Linked DNA regions of Homo sapiens: region 2 is linked to region 1. The links are chromatin contacts, found by Hi-C or POLR2A ChIA-PET in ENCODE. All regions are on one chromosome and are shown on one strand. The core of a region is the stretch at or near the end of the contact, and the rest is flanking DNA. Distances in the headings are between cores, read along the strand shown.

The links. A loop is a pair of places that touch in the nucleus more often than their neighbours do. ChIA-PET counts read pairs that join two places held with the same protein, here RNA polymerase II (POLR2A). Pooled maps may share reads with other maps.
Region 2: a loop to region 1 is called in a map of psoas muscle, with 2.2 times the contacts of the local background. The contact joins the promoter of SPSB4 here to the enhancer-like site in region 1. A Hi-C loop is called at or near these places in 3 of 168 maps with a recorded cell type or tissue (cardiac septum, gastrocnemius medialis and psoas muscle) and 9 of 50 pooled maps. POLR2A ChIA-PET finds 5 or more read pairs at or near these places in 4 of 52 experiments (AG04450, Caco-2 and WTC11).

What each region holds. Positions count from the first base shown.
Region 1 is chr3:141,012,439-141,015,776 of GRCh38, forward strand. No RefSeq gene overlaps it. Among named protein-coding and RNA genes, the nearest start is that of SPSB4, 37 kb to the right of the region's middle. Within about 2 kb of position 1,278, at least 2 of the 41 ENCODE cell types and tissues checked have a DNase peak (open chromatin) inside an H3K27ac peak, as active enhancers do.
Region 2 is chr3:141,050,035-141,053,286 of GRCh38, forward strand. It overlaps SPSB4 (splA/ryanodine receptor domain and SOCS box containing 4), which reads left to right and starts at 1,313. Exons shown (of 3, transcript NM_080862.3): 1 at 1,313-1,958.

The DNA.
Region 1 (3,338 bases), core at 28-2,527:
TGGTTTATATCGATTTAAATTAGGTTCATCTGCCTGGAACAAAATACCCAAGTAAGAGGCTTAAACATGACAGAAGTCTGTTTCTCTTTCTCAGAAATGAAGTACAAAGATAGGCATTTGGGGCCGGCATGTCAATTCTAATGGTCATCCATCAGGGACCCAGCCTCCTTCTCCGTTCCTATTCCCTTATCCTTAATGCCAGGCTTCCATTTTCAAGGCTGTTGCATGATCCAAGATGATATTGGAGCTCCAGTCATCATGGCCACAGTTAAAGCAGGAAGCTAGGAATGGGAGGAAGGCAATAGGGTGCCCCGCCACTATCTGTTCCCTTATAAGGAGCTTACTCAGAAGTCCCATGCCACAACTTCTACTCATGTCACATTTGCCACCCCTAACTGCAAGATAACTTGGGAAATGTAGTTTTCAAGCTGAGCACATTGTTCTCCATTATAAAATCAGAATTCTATAATAAGAAAGGAAGGGAGAAAGGATATTAGGGTGGCATTTACCAATTTCAGTTGGGGCTGCTGCTAGTGTTGTTGATATGCAAGTACCTCCCTCCCCAGGCTTAGGGAGCCCATTGTCATGAAAAGAACAAAGGCTATGAAGCCCAAAAGACCTGGGTCACATTATAACCCTTCCATTTACTTATTATTAATATATGGTGACCTTAGCCAAGTGACTGAGCCTGTTTGAGCCTCATTTTCCTCAGCTGTACAATGGAGATACAAGTAGTACCTACCTTCTAGGGTCATGATGAGGTTTAAATAAGAAATTGTAAAAGCCCTTAGTGGCCGGGCGCGGTGGCTCACGCTTGTAATCCCAGCACTTTGGGAGGCCGAGGCGGGCGGATCACGAGGTCAGGAGATCGAGACCATCCTGGCTAACACGGTGAAACCCCGTCTCTACTAAAAATACAAAAAAATTAGACGGGCGTGATGGCGGGCGCCTGTAATCCCAGCTACTCGGGAGGCTGAGGCAGGAGAATGGCGTGAACCCGGGAGGCGGAGCTTTCAGTGAGCCGAGATTGCGCCACTGCACTCCCGCCTGGGCCACAGAGCGAGACTTCCTCTCAAAAAAAAAAAAAAAGCCCTTAGTAACCATTAGCCTCTCCTCCCACTCCACTCCTCCCATGTCACTCCCCCTTCCATTACACAGTTCACAATAGCACTGTCCAGTGCTCTGTGAGGAAGCCCAGCACACTTTGTTGCAGATATCAGCTGGATGAGCAGAGAGAGCAGGTCTGCAGGAAAACACCAGCCTCACACCTGTCAGCTCTTGGCCAGTTGCTCTCCGGGAAGGATGAGAAGACAGCTGGCCTTAGTTTTTCTGGGCTTTTCTCCATGGTCCTTTCCGGCAGGGCCAGCCAGAGGCCAAAATCTTGAACATAGTGAAGTCGCTTTGCAGCATCTGCCTCCCCTGGCTGCACCAGGAAAGATCTGACCAGTGATTTTTGAACTTCTCGTCTGCTTCATTTCCAGAGAGGAAGTGCTTTTGAAATGACTTTGTTCATGTAAGCACCATTTACCACCAAAAGGAACCAGGACTCCTTGGAGAAATGATTGATTCCAGGGCTGGGGCAGGATACGTACAAGATATGCCTAAGACATCCTGTGCCAGCGAGCAGGAAAGCTCTCAGGACTTCCAGGCTATGCCAGAAGGATATAGAGTCCAACTTGAAGGAGCTTTCAGTGGCCAAAGATGAGACAATTTGAGCATCAAAAAGAATAATAATTATAGTGTACTGAAATATCATACATATTAGAAATCCTCTTTAAATGATACTCAAAAACTTATTTTTTTGGCGAATAAATTTATTTATTTGTTTTTATTTTTAAAATGGACATATTATAATTGAACATATTATGGGGTACATAGTGATGTTTTGATCTACAAAATATATAGTGATCAGATCAGGGTGTATTGTGAGTTTCTCGGTTTGTTTTGTTTTGTTTTGTTTTAATTTACAGGGAATAAGTCATTATTCTGAAAAAAAGGTAAATAAAAGAAAATAACCAAGCATTAACCCTGCCTTTACTGGATGGTCTATGTTTCAGAATAGTCAAATGGTTGATGGGAAAAACTTTATCTTTTTTTTGCTGAGACAGAGTTTCACTGTTGTCACCCAGGCTGGAGTACAGTGGTGCGAACTCGGCTCACTGCAACCTCCGCCTCCCAAGTTCAAGCGATTCTCCTGCCTCAGCCTGCAGAGTAGCTGGGATTACAGGTGTGCACCACCACACCCAGCTAATTTTTGTATTTTTAGTACAGACAGGGTTTCACTGCGTCGGCCAGGCTGGTGTCTCAAACTCCTGACCTCAAGTGATCCGCCTGCCTCAGCCTCCCGAAGTGCTGGGATTACAGGCATGAGCCACAGGGCCCAGCCTATCTTTATAGAAAAATCACAGCTTATAAAACTAAGAAACATGATCAAACATGATTAAATTAGAAAACCAGCATTTTGCAACTCTTATTGAAATCTAAGCCTCAATCATTAATGCTGCTAAAATCATTAGGTAAACGGTGAGGGTGTCTTATGATGGATAAATCAGGATGACACCAGCTGAACCCGCTGGTCAATTTTAACATGGCCAAAAGCATAACATCTAGATGTAAGGTTCCTCAAGGCGTTATGCCATAGAAAATACACAGCACCATCATGAAGTATTCTTGTTAAAAAAAAAATTGAACTAAACCAAGCTTATGGACAGTCCTACCACTTTACAGGAAATACAGGGGATGAAACAACGTGTTAAGAAACGCTGTGAGGATACAATCTGCCATGTCCAGAATGTCAGAAATTCCACAGGATAAATGACTCTTTCTTTAATCAATAAGTAATACAAGATTAAAAAGTCAAGGAGGATATTGTTATAGGTTAAAATAAATGTAAAAGACATTAAGACACATAAGCCATATGCAGTGTAAGGAGCATAATTGGATTCTGATTTAGACAAACCAAATACAAAAAGACATCTTAAGACAATTGGAGAAACATGAACACGGATTGGGTATTAGATGATTTTAAGAAATCGTCATAATGGTATTGTGGTAATGTTTTTTAAAAGTCTGTATCTAAGGGTAAAATAATATGATATCTAAGATTTACTTCAGAATGCTCCAGAAAAAAAAATAGAAGTGAGGAGAGAATAAGTGGACTAGATGAAAGAACTCGGGCACATGCTACTGACTGACAGGAGACTGACAGTCTTTCTGGGCACCCATCCTCTGCCTGCTGGGAACTCCCAGTGATTCATGACTATGCATCATGACTGGGAATATGATTCCTGCACTTGAGGTTAAAAAGAAGAGAAAGGGAGCTGAAGAAGTTAGGTGAA
Region 2 (3,252 bases), core at 63-2,562, 38 kb after region 1:
CACACTTTTGTCACCTCATCATGGTTATCTTGGTTCATAAAGCATCATCTTATGCTTAGACTATTACAGTAGCTGCCAACCTGGTTTCCTCCATCCATCCATCCAGTTGGCTGCTAAGAGGTCTTTCTGGAATGCAAATCCGACAAGGTCACTACCCTGGTTAAAGGCCTCCCAAAGTGATGGGGAAGGTCAAGCTCTTGATACAGTCTCCACCCAAGACCCTAGACACCGTCCATCCCTCCAGTTCCGTCATACCCCCTCTGCTCATAGCACAGGCTCTGTGCTGTGATAGGTAGCTCTCCAGGTGACCATGTTGTACCCCTGCCTCCAGGAGCTAATTCATGTAGACACATTTACTAGGAAACATTCCCAGTTGCCCTTTCCAGTCTGACAAATTCGCCCCAGAACCTCTCTCAAAACGTTTCCTTCATAGAGTTGGATTGTCTTTACTTGTTTTCCATGTCCTTGATGAAATGCGCACTCTGCATCTAGACTCTGTCTGCATCTAGACTCTGTCTGCATCTAGACTCTGCCTGGTACCTGGCACAGAGAGGGATTGGGTTAGCAAATGACTGCGTAATGGACCTAAAGTCAATTCTGGGAGCACAGACGAGGGCCACCAAACCAAGAACTTTCAATTTCCCCAAGGAAGCGCAGATACCAGAAGCACCCTCGAGGCTTCTGTTTTGGCCACGCCCTTTACCCCATCGCTCAGTTCAGGCTCCCAATGAGGCGGCCCACCATCAGCGCTGGTAGAGCAAAGAGACCGACTTCCTGCGCCTCGGGTGGGCGGGGAACGCTCCTTGAGCAGGTGCGGTATGAAATTGGACTTTAAGAGATGAGTTGGAGCCTGATCTCAAAAATAAAGTGTGGACGTGTGTGTCTGAGGAAGGGGGATAATAAACCACCCTTTTTTCCTCCTGGCTGCTATTTCCCACGTGCGTTGAGTAAAGGCACCAAAGCTGCCTAGTGACTGGGTGTCTCCTCCCCGTCAGGGGCACCCACCCTGGCGCTCCAGGAGCGCTTGAATGAATCCGGGAGGACCCGCGCGCAGGAATGAATGCGAGAGCTAGGGAGTGAGCGGGCGAGTGGGCGGGTGAGTGAATGGCGACCGCGCCGCCGCCTTGGCACAGGGGCGCGGGCGCGGGCTCCACTTCCCTCTCCCGCCAGCTGGTGGCCTCGAGAAGGTGGCGGCGCCGGCAGCGGCCCGAGCTGGGACGGCCGGGGCGCGGGATGGTGGGGGAAGGGGCGTTCCCGGCGACCGCGCCTTCCGCGGCTATTGGATTAGTGGCCTTCAGGGATGAGCTCAGCCAGATCGGCTTTCAGCTGCAGCCTCCGGGCCGGCCGGGAAGGCGGGGAGCGGGCGGCGGCGGCGGAGGAGGGGGAGGCGGCGGCGGCTGCAGCATCCAGAGCTGGCCGTGGCGGCCGGCGCGCCCCGCGCACAAAAGCACCCAGCCCCAGGGGAGGGCGATGAACACACCACATCCCGGGCCCGGGCCCCAGCTGCTGCTACCGCTGCGTGCGCTCAGGGCGCTGGGGAAGACGCCCGGCGCGCCGGGGGCCAGCGGCCGAGGCGCGGCCCGTGCGCCCTGAGCGCGGGACTCGTCGCCCTCCGGGTCAGGCGCCAAGCTTCCAAGCGGCTAGAGCGCGGGCCTTGGAGCGCCCCCAGGATCGCTTCAGTAAGGCGCTTCCCCACTCCAGGCCCGACCCCCGGCGCCTGAGCGCCAACTTCGCCAAGAACGCTCCTAACTCCAGGCCATCCTGCAGCGCAGAGGGGGCGCTGCTGCCGGGCATCAGCCGTGAGGACGCGCCCCTGGCCGTGCGGAGAGAGCCGGCATTTGCGGGTCACTCGGGCGCCCCTGAGTGGGCGGCGGCGGCAGCAGACCCCTCTCCAGGGAGTCCAGGACCTGCCAGCGCTGGGGATTCTTCCCGAACAGGCGCTTGCCCTCTCTTTTATGGTAAGTACTCTCCAGCTCCTGGTGAGGGGCGCGCGGGGGCCGGGAGCCGAGATCCGGCTGCACGGACTTTGTGCGGGCCAGCACTCGACACAGCTGGCGCTCCTGACGTCCCAGTCCCTGAGAATTCCTCTCTGCAGGTTGTGGCAGTTCGAGATGGTTGATTTGCGCGCAGCCCTGGGGCGTTTGGGGCCCGGCCTTTGGTATCATGGGTTCTAAGCCCTTTGCTTCTCTGCGTAGCGGACAACGCACAAAAAACTGCCATCCGATTCACCCGCTTTGGTTTGGATCCAGGATCCGTCACTCACTGGCTGAGTGACCTTGGACAGGGCGCCAAACCTGTTTCCTCATCCGTAGGATGGGAATGATAATTGTGCACATTTTATAGGGGTATTGGAAAGATCTATGGGATGGTGTTCGTAGGTAGACATGTGCTGGGCACACAGGAAACACTCAATCATATGTTAGCTAGTATTATTATTAGCTTTGCGAGCCCAAGCTTGTTATCCAACTTTCCGAAGCTGCAGCAGTTCCGTCGTCCGTGTAATGGGGACAATAATTCCTGGGGGTCTGTTCGTCCGGGGTATTCGGAGAGGTGGAAGTAAAGCACGGGTCACGCAATAGGCACCGGTGGCTGTTGTTACCGTTTATTCCTGACTCTGGGGCAGTGAGGCTGGTCGCCTGGCCCGAGAGCGACTCAGGGACCAGTCCTGGCCTTGCTTGAATACAAACTTGTCTATGCTCGGGAAGGGAGGGGGTTGGGAGCTCAGGAAACCCTAGGCGCAGGGCTCTGGGAAGGAGGGAGGGGGTCAGAGACTTGAGCGCGGCAAATGTGTCCGCCCTGGTCGCTCTGTACGCGCCAGGGGCTCCAAGCCAGAAGGGGACGCCGAGCCCCCGACCTCTGACTGGCGGGAGAACCGGGGGAGTGGCTGCTCCCGCCGGCCCATGGCCAAGCGCAGACGGCTGCCGGCAGGAAGGAGAGGAGGGCACTTTTCTGTACCGCTGTCGCGAGAAGGTGGAGAGTTCTCAGTTCTGGAGTCAGGCTTGGGTTCGAATCTGTCTCCACCACCAGCTCGCGGTGTGACCTTGGGCAAGTTCTCTAACCTCCCCCCGCTTGGTTTCCTCTTCTGCGCCCCACTCTCCTCCTTGGGGGGTTGGGGGATGAAGATAGGAGTTCCTTTCTCTCAGACTCTGAGCCCTCTATCCTCCCACCCCCTTTCTGGCCCCCTGCCCCCCACCCGCGCAATTTGATGAGCTTAAGTCTGGAAGACGTAAAATGTGTAAAAGCATGATATAA